Linked DNA regions of Homo sapiens: region 2 is linked to region 1. A link is a loop called in an ENCODE intact Hi-C map of the cell type or tissue named here. Cell type or tissue: PC-3. All regions are shown on one strand. Each heading gives the region's core, and the rest is flanking DNA. Links, peaks and the distances in the headings are about the cores only. Region 1 has its middle 22 kb from the start of PLA2G4A. Region 2 overlaps PLA2G4A (phospholipase A2 group IVA).

Region 1 (5,386 bases), core at 214-5,213:
AACTAAATAAAATCTTGTCTGCCAGGAGCAAGAAAAACATGAGATAATTTTAAAAATATACCAATAAGTGTGATAACATTTTCAGGCTGTTGGCTTAGAGTAAAAGGTATGAATCCAGGAATATGGACATCAGAATTTCCTAAACAAGTGTGGAGGGTAGCTAGAGAGTATGAATGAAAATTAGATGAACCAAATGATAGTATCTTATCTGTGCAATAAATCTGTGTACATTCCCTCTAATTTGAAGTCTAATGTCTCTGTGTAAGGTGTCACAATTAACCCCTATTAATCTATCCATCCATCCATCCATCCATCCATCCATCCATTCATCTACTCATCCTTTAATCAAAGTACATATTGAATACTTGGTATAACTCAGGTACAAAAATATGCAGAAATTTACCCAGAAAGCAAATATACCTGGAAACTCAGACATTTTTTCCAGAGTTCTCTCTTCTTCCTACCTTCCATATTCAGTTTCCCAGTCTCACGGGTTTTACGTCCTTAGTTGTATTAGATTACGTTCCCTTTTTCTTTATTCCTACTAACACCAACTGGTCCAGCTCCTCACCACTTACCAAACAGAATACGATACTATTCTGTAAATCAGAGTATATGACTCTTCAAGGAGGAAGCACAGATCAGACATGGGAGTGTTTTTAATGAGAGTAGACTTTGGATCCCAGCTATCTGAAGTTCTTGGAAAAGAAGAGGTAGCAGTGGCAGATAGAGAGAAGGAAAGCATTGGCCTAGACATAACTTTTGTAGCAGTATTTGACTTATTTCGTCCTACTCCCTTTACATTCTGCTTTTTATGGCCTATAATTACTTTTCAAAGAAGGGACTATCTGTATGTTAAATTGGTAACTCATAGAAGTTAAAAGGTTGCTGTAAATGAGTACCTGTCCATATTCACTTTTTTTTAAACCTACTCTTTCTTTAGGGAGGGATAGAATTAGAAAATGTTTTCCTAGTGAGCACTAGAAGAAAGAATAGGTGCTACTGAAGGAGAAGAGATAATAATGAAGAAGTTGGAGATCCTGAAGACAAACATCCAAACTTCAAATTCGATTATTTTGATTCATACTGATTGTCATTATTTTCTAAAGAAAAAATTGGTTTGTGTCTGGTTCTTCTGAGATAATACTGCTTAAACCATGGTATAAACTATGAGTATAAGAACTTACTGGCATCTTGATGCTGGAAACTAATAAGCCAGATGTACTGGAAACTAATAAGTCATATATATATATATATATTTATATTTCAAAACAGTCTATAAATCGAAGTATTTTTGAAAGCTCATAGGAGACCCCATTTAGAACAATAGAGCCAGACTACAACTTTGAGAGAGTGAGGTTTTACTTTTCAGCAGGGATGTCGAATCTTTTGGCTTCCCTGGATTACATTAGAAGAGGAAGAATTGTGTTGGGCCACACATAAAATACGCTAATACTAATGATAGCTGATGAGCTAAAAAAAATCGCAAAAAAAAAAATCTCAGAATGTTTTAAGAAAGTTTACGAATTTGTGTAGGGCCACATTCAAAGTTGGCAGCCTGCTGGTTGGACAAGCTTGCTATTCAGTATGGGTGTCAATGTCCTAGATCCCCCAAACAGGATATTGCAATTTAAACAATTCCCTTGGGGAAAGGGAAATAGTCATGTTGTTATTCTTTAACCATGGACAAGCTTTGAAATAACTGAATAGGGTATTCAGAAACCTAATGAACTATGCTGTAAATACTATTGAAACTTCAGTTTCAAGGTGGGACATGGTTATTACGCAGTATTTTCTCAAGGGCATGCAAGGACACTAAAAATCTCCACTGCTATGTGTGTTCCATATGCATACTGGATTTTAAAATACCACAAGGGGTTTGGATGTGTAGGTAGGTAATCAAGAGGCAGCAGTGTGAACTACTTTTAAAAGTAGTTGCATTATGGACAAATATATAATTATATGTCGCCCAGGCTGGAGTTCAGTGGTGCATTATGGCTCATTGCAGCTGAGAAATCCTGAGCTTAAGCAATCCTCCTGCTTCAGCCTCCCAAAGTGCTGGGATTACAGTTGTGAGCCACCGCATTTAGCCTATATGTTCCTTGTCATGTGAAAAATTCTATAGTTTTGTTTATTTTTGAGCAGATAGTTTTCTGTTTCTTTTGAAAAGCATGAGAAATCTGATTCAATCTTATTTCAAAATGGGTTGATTTTTTTCGATAGTGATAAAGACATACTCATAAAATATAAGCTGAGAATTTGAAATGTGTATGTAGTAATATATTACTTTTCTGCAGACTTCTGGGAAGAGAAGCCTGAAAGTCAAAATAACACATTAAGTGAATGGAGGAAACTAGTGAGAAGAGCTGCTGTGGATGTTTCATTTGAATGCTTTATTTAAAGATCTCTTCTACAGCTATAGGAGCTTATTGGACGACAACACAAAGGCTGGTGATGTGACACCCCCTGCTGACCTGCGGGAGAATGCTATGTCGTTATCCTTGAGCATTTACTCCCAAGTCTCCAGGCCTTTTCCATCAGTTATTATGACTGATGATATGCTATGTTTCTTCATCTCAGATTACAAGGAAAATTGGTAATTTCAGGAAAGCTTAGAAGTTGGTTTGAGAAGTTGGCCCATTCTTATCTTTTACTCTTAGCTTTTATAACATCAAAGCAATTCCAGTAATGAATGTGTTGTCTTGGAATTATGTCGTCAGTCTTGGATTATACTAAATTATTTAGGCCAATTATATTAGATCAATTTTACAGACACAGAAACTAAGGTTAGTAAACAAGATAGATGAAATGATATATGCTAAATACAGTGAAATTCGTTTTTTATTTGTTGGGTTTTTGTTTATTGTTTTGACAGTCAGATTAGTGGGGTTGGTATACACTCACGTCTCTAGAGAATCTAAGAGCCTTTTCTATTTTTCCAATGCCTATAAGTAGGGACCAAAGACCAAAAGTGGTCTCTTTCTGGCCGCTTCCAGAAGGGAACGTCAGACCCAATAGCATTTCTGATAACTGTTGGCTTAGAATTTGATCCAGCTTTGGGTCTTCTAATGGACAAAGATGTGAGATCATTTTCTGTCCTTTTAAATTCTTGTGTTAATTCTCTAAAGCTCCTAAAACTTAGTGATTTGCATTACGCAACACTTGAAGAAAGTGGCAAAGCTGGAGCTACAATTTGATTCTAAGTTTACATAAACTTGAGAATAGGAACCAGATCTTCCTAAAAGTGCTATATCGCCAAGTAGGAATAATTTTTGCTAAAATTTTTGGTAAATTTCTTTGCCAATTGAGGAATTTGTGTTAAAGTCCCACAAAAATGTTGACTTTATTATAGATTGCCAGTGCATATCATTTAAAAGTAAATATTTTAGATCTCAAGTTACTGAAAGCCATTTATTCAATGTATTCTGTTGAAAAATATTTTAATATTATAGTCCCTCCTCTATTCTCTCTTCCTTCATTTGGGACACATTCATGTTTCTTATCAAAGAAAAAGAGATGCTAAATTCAGATTAAGTATCTCGGCACTTACTCAGATAAAGTAACTCAGCACTTGGAGTAGCAGCTGGCACATGGGAAGGGACCATAAGCATTAGCTATCATCAGAAGGCTCTAAAGCAGTAGTTCTAAGAAGGTGACACGTGGATACCTGGGCAGTCTGCAAAATCTTATCAGGAGGTTCATAAGGCAAAATATCTTCATAATATTTAGGTATTATTTGCCTTGCCATCATTATTTACCATCGCTAGTAGTCACTGGACTCTTTATTAGAAGTACTGGTGCCAGTTTTAGTAGTCATTGCATATTTACCACCACACAATATCAATTAAAAGAAAAGAATAGGATGCTCGTGAGAGCCAGCCATGGTGGCTCACGCCTGTAATCCCAGCACTTTGGGGAGGCTGAGGTGGGAGGATCGCTTGAGCCCAGGAGATTGAAACCAGCCTGAGCAACATAGTGAGACCTTATATCTATATATATATTTTTTAATTTAGCTGGGCCTGGTAGTGTGCACCCATAGCCCAGGAGTTTGAGGGCTGCAGTGGGCTGTGATTGTGACACTGCAGTCCAGAAGTCAGCCTGGGCAACAAAGCAAGACCCTGTCTGAAACAAAACAAAACAAACAAACATAAAAAACGAAAGAAAGAAAAAAAATGCCCTTGAGAACTACTAAAAATTAGTAACATTATTAAATCCCAACTGTTGAGTACATATCTTTTTAATATTCTGTGTGATGGAAGGGAAGAATGCATGAAACACTTGCGTCACACTAAAGCATGGTGCTGTTTTTAGGAAAAGCATGTATGTAATTGAGCTGTGAGCCATCTTTTATGAAATACCATTTTGAAAGACCAAGTGACAGACAAACTATGGTTATTTAGACTTTAGTATTTGGCAGACATTTTCTCAAAAAATAATGGAATGAGTCTGTTGTCACCTCAAGGAAACAACTAACAGGATTTGTTGCCAATAATAACATTTGAGGTTTCACATGAAAGTTAGAATATTGAGAAACTTCCAATATTCCAATATCTTCCACTATGGTCTTGATAGTTTTTAAATACTTAAAGACTTTCCTGATGAAACTAGTAGTGATATTATCAAACATGATGTTTCATTTTCTGTAATAAAATGTGTAATTTCTCTTATTCAAGCAGCAGAGACAGAAAACAAAAGAACCTGAAATAAATGAAATATGTCAATATTTTAAAGAGTTACATAACTAAACGAACCAATGTTTTTCTTTTTTAAAAAATTTTATTATTATTATACTTTAAGTTTTAGGGTACATGTGCACAATGTGCAGGTTTGTTACATATGTATACATGTGCCATGTTGGTGTGCTGCACCCATTAACTCGTCATTCAGCATTAGGTATATCTCCTAATGCTATCCCTCCCCTCTTCCCCCACCCCACAACAGGCCCCGGTGTGTGATGTTTCCCTTCCTGTGACCATGTGTTCTCATTGTTCAATTCCCACCTATGAGTGAGAACATGTGGTGTCTGGTTTTTTGTCCTTGCGATAGTTTGCTGAGAATGATGGTTTCCAGCTTCATCCATGTCCCTACAAAGGACATGAACTCATCATTTTTTATGGCTGCATAGTATTCCGTAGTGTATATGTGCCACATTTTCTTAATCCAGTCTATCATTATTGGACATTTGGCTTGGTTCCAAGTCTTTGCTATTGTGAATAGTGCCGAAATAAACATACGTGTGCATGTGTCTTTATAGCAGCATGATTTATAATCCTTTGGGTATATACCCAGTAATGGGATGGCTGGGTCAAATGGTATTTCTAGTTGTAGATCCCTGAGGAATCGCCACACTGACTTCCACAATGGTTGAACTAGTTTACAGTCCCAC
Region 2 (5,386 bases), core at 101-5,100, 110 kb after region 1:
CTATTTCTCTCTTTATATATCTGTCCATCTTTCTATCTGAAATCTACAAAGATTAATTGCCACAATGATGCTCATCAAATGATAATGAAGTTTCTTGTTAGTGACGTATCAGGTAATTATTTACTTATTTATTTAGTTGAGCTTTCTTGTTAATTGAATATGTCAAATGAATATAATTTATTTTCATAAAAATAATATTTTAAATACATAAGTAAACATATATGTGCATAGTCTTGTACACTCTTGAATTATTTCTCGTAGGAATTAATTTCATTAAGTTTTTCATAAAATAATTTCATAAATAAATTAATTTCTTGGAATTCATTCTTGTAGGAATTTGAGATTATTGCAAATTAAGGGCAGGATACAGTTGGAAATGAGACATAAATTCTGAGTAAGGGAGCCAAATGATCACCCCTGTCCCACATGTGGTTGCAGATTTGCAAATATGTTTTAGGTGGGGGTAGGGTTCAAAAGCCAACCTACTGATGCTATAGTGACTTGTGTTGTTATGGGAGCAGACTCTAAGATGAGATGCTGCTTAAGGGGAATTTTTGCTTAAAGGAAACTAAGGAAACCTTCATTAAAGTTTATTTTAAAAAGAGAGGCTTCTCTTCAATCCTGCATCTTTTGTTTTGTTTTGTTTTTTTGTGTTTTTTTTTTGAGACAGGGTTTTGCTTTGTTGCCCAGGCAGGAGTGCAGTAGCACAATCATAGCTCACTGCATCATCAAACTCCTGGGCTTAAGTGATCCTCTTGCCTCAGTCTCCTAAGTAGCCAGGACTATGCGTGCATGCCACTACACCCAGAAAATTTATATATATATGTTTTTTTCTTTCTAGAGATGGGGATCTTGCTATATTGCCCAGGTTGGTCTCAAACTCCTGAGCTCAAGCAACACTTCCACCTCTGCCTGCCAAAGTGCTAGTGTAGCAGGACAAGCCACAGACAAAAACCCCTCAGACACCGAGTTAAAGAAGGAAGGGGTTTGTTTGGCCGGGAGCATCGGCAAGACTCCTGTCTCAAGAGCCGAGCTCCCTGAGTGAGTAATTCCTATCCCTTTTAAGGGCTCACAACTCTAAGGGGGTCAGCTTGAGAGGGTCGTGATCATTTGAGCAAGCAGGGGGTACATGACTGGGGGCTGCATGCACCAGTAATTAGAACAGAACAGAATAGGACAGGGATTTTCACAGTGCTTTTCTATGCAATATCTGTAATCTATAGATAACATAACTGATTAGGTCAGGGGTTGATGTTTAACTACCAGGCCCAGGGTGTGGTGCTGGGCTGTCTGCTTGTGGATTTCATTTCTGCCTTTTAGTTTTTACTTCTTCTTTCTTTGGAGGTAGAAATTGGGCATAAGACAATATGAGGGGTGGTCTCCTCCCTTATATCCTCCCCATTTGAGACTCTCACTCAATAGTGGGAGTTCTCACTTTCATTTTTACTACCCATGTCTTCTTGCAAGACGGATCAATAGTGATTCATATAGTACACTTGTGCTGAAGCATTTTGGTGAACTAAAGTAGCGATGAAGCTTTTTATCATTTGAAGAAGTACAGGTAGCAAACAAGGGAGCAGTAAGCAGGTTCCTATTACTATTATAACTCTTATTATAAGAGTTTTAAATCCTCCTAGTGCTGGGAACCATTTTCCAAACATGGCCCCAGGATCAAATCCATGCCACACTTGCACGGGCATGTGTGCCAGTTTTGTCATATCTCTAACTATGTCTTCAACTACTTGCCCTTGATCATCTATGTGTAGACAGCAATTAGTAAGGTTAAATTTCCCACAGACCCCTCCTTCAGCTGCTAGCAAGTAGTCAAGGGCCAATCTATTTTGACAGATAGCATTTCTCATCTGAGTTTCTTGCCGGGCCAGAATAGTCAAGGCTCTGCCGGTTTTATTAGTGATTATTTCTAAGACAGCTTGTAACTGTATGATTCGGTTGATCATGTAAATGGGGGTCCAGTATCCCCACGAGCCAACTTGTGCCCAAGTAGCAGGCCCATAATATTGTATGATTCTCTCAGGGGGCCATTCATTATCTTTCTAATTTTTTATAGCTATGCTTCTCTTTTCACGGAAAGCATAGACAGGGAAGCCCAGGAATTTGCCTGTTTTTATGGGCAGTAGGAAGAAAGATGGTTTAATAGTTTCAATAACACAACTACCTGCCCACTGGTAGTTGTATTATTGGAAGCTGTATGCCCACATATCCAGTATAATGCCGTGGGGGCTGTCCAGTCCCAGTGGGACTCCGGGTGGGTCCACACGATTTGCAGCTTTGGAAATTTACTAAATGGATTCCTCTCTGTGTGATTTGAGCTCCACCAAGTGACTGTTTTTGTGGTACCATTATACAGTTTCTGTCCCAGACAACTAAGTCATCCTACGGGGTGAGTGAATTTTTTTCCTTCTCTAGCTATGCAATATTGTCCAGTAATTGAGGGTTTTAGGACCCAGAAATTATCAGGGTAATTCTTTTGAGCCAGGAATTCATCAGGAACTGGGTCTACAGGTACTAATTCTCGGGCTTTCCATGGCCATTGATATCCTGTTACGGTTCCTCCACAGACATAACATGAAGTGACATTGAGAGGCTGGGCTACACACTCGGCTAGTTGCAAAAACAAATTTCTTGTTTTTCCTGGAATTTCTGGTACTGGCACATTTAGTTCATCATAGAAAGTTTGAAACACTGGCTCAGGAGAGCGTTCGTAAACTTCTCCTCCTCGAACCAAGATATTTACTCGAGGATCCAGTCTGGCCCTGTCGATTCCTAAGGTCACACGCTCCCCTTTTTTCCAGTGAGGATTAAGGGGATTGGTTATCACTAGCTCTAAGGGGTTACATTGTCCCTTAGTACAGGAAGGGTCATTCTTTCCTTTCTGAAGGTGGACTGGATCCTTTTCATTTTTTTATCCAAGTGGCCCAAATGACACAAGACCAGTATCCACATTCATTTCCACACAGTCCTAATTCATGACAAATGTACTTATTTTTGGTCATATAGCCTTTTTCCCAACTAAAATGGCCACATCCCCTTCCTAGCTTATTGCTATTAATGATAGCACAGGCATCAAATTTCAAGATTATGCGTTTGGGCACCCCTTTTTCTTCTGTTCTGGCTAATACTTTACTTGTATCATTTATGAGTCCCCACCAGTCTTCAGTCCTTAATCTTATTTCAAAAACAGTGGACATGGGAGGCTCAGAGGGGTCATAACACACATCTGGTCTGTCGTTTCCTGGGCTACATACCTGTACTGAGTGTCATTATATAAACATGTTCCTTTTAAAGTTCCTAGGCATTCATAGTAACTATAGAACAGAATAATTGTTTTAACTTGTTGCCCTACCTCGGTAACCTGATGTATACACTGAGAGCAGTCCTCCATGCAGGGAAAATCAGTGGAAGTGTCTACTATACAAGTCCAAATTATAAGGAAAATGAATCCCATGATAATTTTCCTCATGCTTCGGCTGTGCATAGACCAGTCAGCTTCTGGGTGTGACTGGAGCAGGGCTTGTCGTCCTCCTCAGAGTCACTTTGCAGGGGTTGTCCGGGCTCGGTTTTGCCTTCCAGGTTTCAGCGGCTGCAGGTTTCACACGGCTGTGGTGGATCCAGGGTGGGATTCCTTCTACCTTTACAGCTGTGGGGGTGTTCAGGATGATGGTCTGAGGTCCTTTCCACCGTGGCCGCAAAGGGGCTACATTCCAGTCCTTGATTCATACGCGATCACCTGGAGAGAAAGGGTGAACTGGGGAGAATAAGCTGATGGGACACCTCTCATTTACCCAAGTTGAGATTGTTTGTGTAATTTTTCCTAAAGCCTGTAGCTGTCGCTGTAATTCAATTCACCTAACTCTTGGGAAGTGCCTGGAAGCTCTCCTAGTATAGGAGGAGGCCTATGATACAGTATTTCTTAAGGGGAGTATCCTGTTTTCTTAGAAGGAGTGCATCTAATTTTAAACAATACCATAGGAAGGGCCTGTATCCACTTTAATCCTGTTTCCTGACATACTTTCCCTAAACTATTTTTGATAGTCCGATTCATTCGCTCCACCTTTCCGGAACTCTGAGGTCAGTAGGCGGTATGTAGCTTCCAAGTGATTCCTAATGCCTTTGCTGTCTTCCGTACCAAGTGAGCCACAAATGCCGGCCCGTTATCTGAGCTGATTCATAAGGGCAGTCCAAACCTAGGAATAAGATCTTGGAGAAGCACATGGGTTACCTTGTAGGGCTTTTCAGTTCGTGTTGGATAAGCCTCCACCCACCCAGAGTAAGTACACGTAAGAACCAGCAAATACTTGTTACCTCCACATTTTGGCATTTCTGTGAAATCCACCTGAAGATCCTCAAAAGGAGCTGCTCCATAAGCTTGTATGTGGGGCGAAACAGTGGGGCTTTGCCTCGCATTGTGCTGTCGGCATGTAATGCACAGTTGTGCTACTGCTTTGGCAAAGGCTGGCAAGTGTGAGACGTAGAAGTACCGGCCTAACAATTCTTCAAGTGACTCTTGCCCTAGGTGAGTGGTTTCGTGCATGGCCAATACGACTGTGGCTCCCAGCAACTGCAGCACAGCTACCCTCCCATCTGGCAGTCTGATTCATCCTCCTTTTATTACTTGCCCCCTGTCTGGGTGGAAGAAGTCTTTTTCTTCCTTAGAATAGGTATGTACCAGGTCAGGTGTTTGAGGGAGTAAGGGGGCTGCTATCGATGCCCAGTAAGGGGTAGATGCTGCTTTTTGAGCTTCTGAATCAGGTCGAGAGTTTCTTAAGGCCACTGAGGTGGAGGCTCGCTGGTGTCCCCTGCAGTGCATGACTGCCACCTTCTGAGGTTTCCACACTGCCTCTAATAATTGTAGAATTTACTGTTGATATTTTATGTCCTTTCCCCCAGAGTTTAACAGGCCCTTTTCCTTATATAATGCTCCATGCACTTGGAGGGTTAGAGAGGCATATCCAGAGTCAGTGTAGATGTTTACAGTCTTACCTTCACTGAGTTCTACAGCCCGAGTTAAAGCAATGAGCTCAGCCTTCTGGGCTGAAGTGCCCTGTAGCCACAGTTTGGCTTTAATGACAGCATCCAAAGTTACCACCGCATATCCTGCACATCTTTCTCCTTGTGAGTTGATGAAGCTGCTCCCGTCCATGTATAACTCCCAGTCTACTGATGATGCCCATGGCTGGTCCCGAAGGTCAGGTCTGCTAGAATAGACTGAGTCCAACACCTCTACACAGTTATGCTCGCCCGGGCTCTCTGATACTGGGAGCAGGGTGGTGGGATTTAGGGTGTTACAGACTTCAATAGTTATGTGGGGATTTTCACATGGCAAGCTTTGGTACTTGGTTAATCTAGCATTTGTTAGCCAATGATG

Evidence for each region. Hi-C counts contacts between places; a loop is a spot of excess contacts. Peaks named below come from ENCODE experiments on the same cell type or tissue, not always from the same donor. Only the 100,000 strongest peaks of a DNase experiment are listed, where the experiment ranks them.
Region 2: it touches region 1 in a loop (10-fold over the local background); 1 of 110 quality-filtered maps calls a loop at or near these places.

The regions. Positions count from the first base shown.
Region 1 is chr1:186,804,211-186,809,596 of GRCh38, forward strand. No RefSeq gene overlaps it. Among named protein-coding and RNA genes, the nearest start is that of PLA2G4A, 22 kb to the right of the region's middle. In PC-3, for the core only: a CTCF peak has its summit at 2,479 (motif pointing left); a DNase peak (open chromatin) is centred at 2,461; H3K27ac peaks cover 415 bases.
Region 2 is chr1:186,913,445-186,918,830 of GRCh38, forward strand. All of the region lies in intron 7 of PLA2G4A (phospholipase A2 group IVA), which reads left to right. Among named protein-coding and RNA genes, the nearest start is that of PLA2G4A, 87 kb to the left of the region's middle. In PC-3, for the core only: CTCF peaks have their summits at 2,299 and 3,858; no DNase peak of the experiment used is centred there.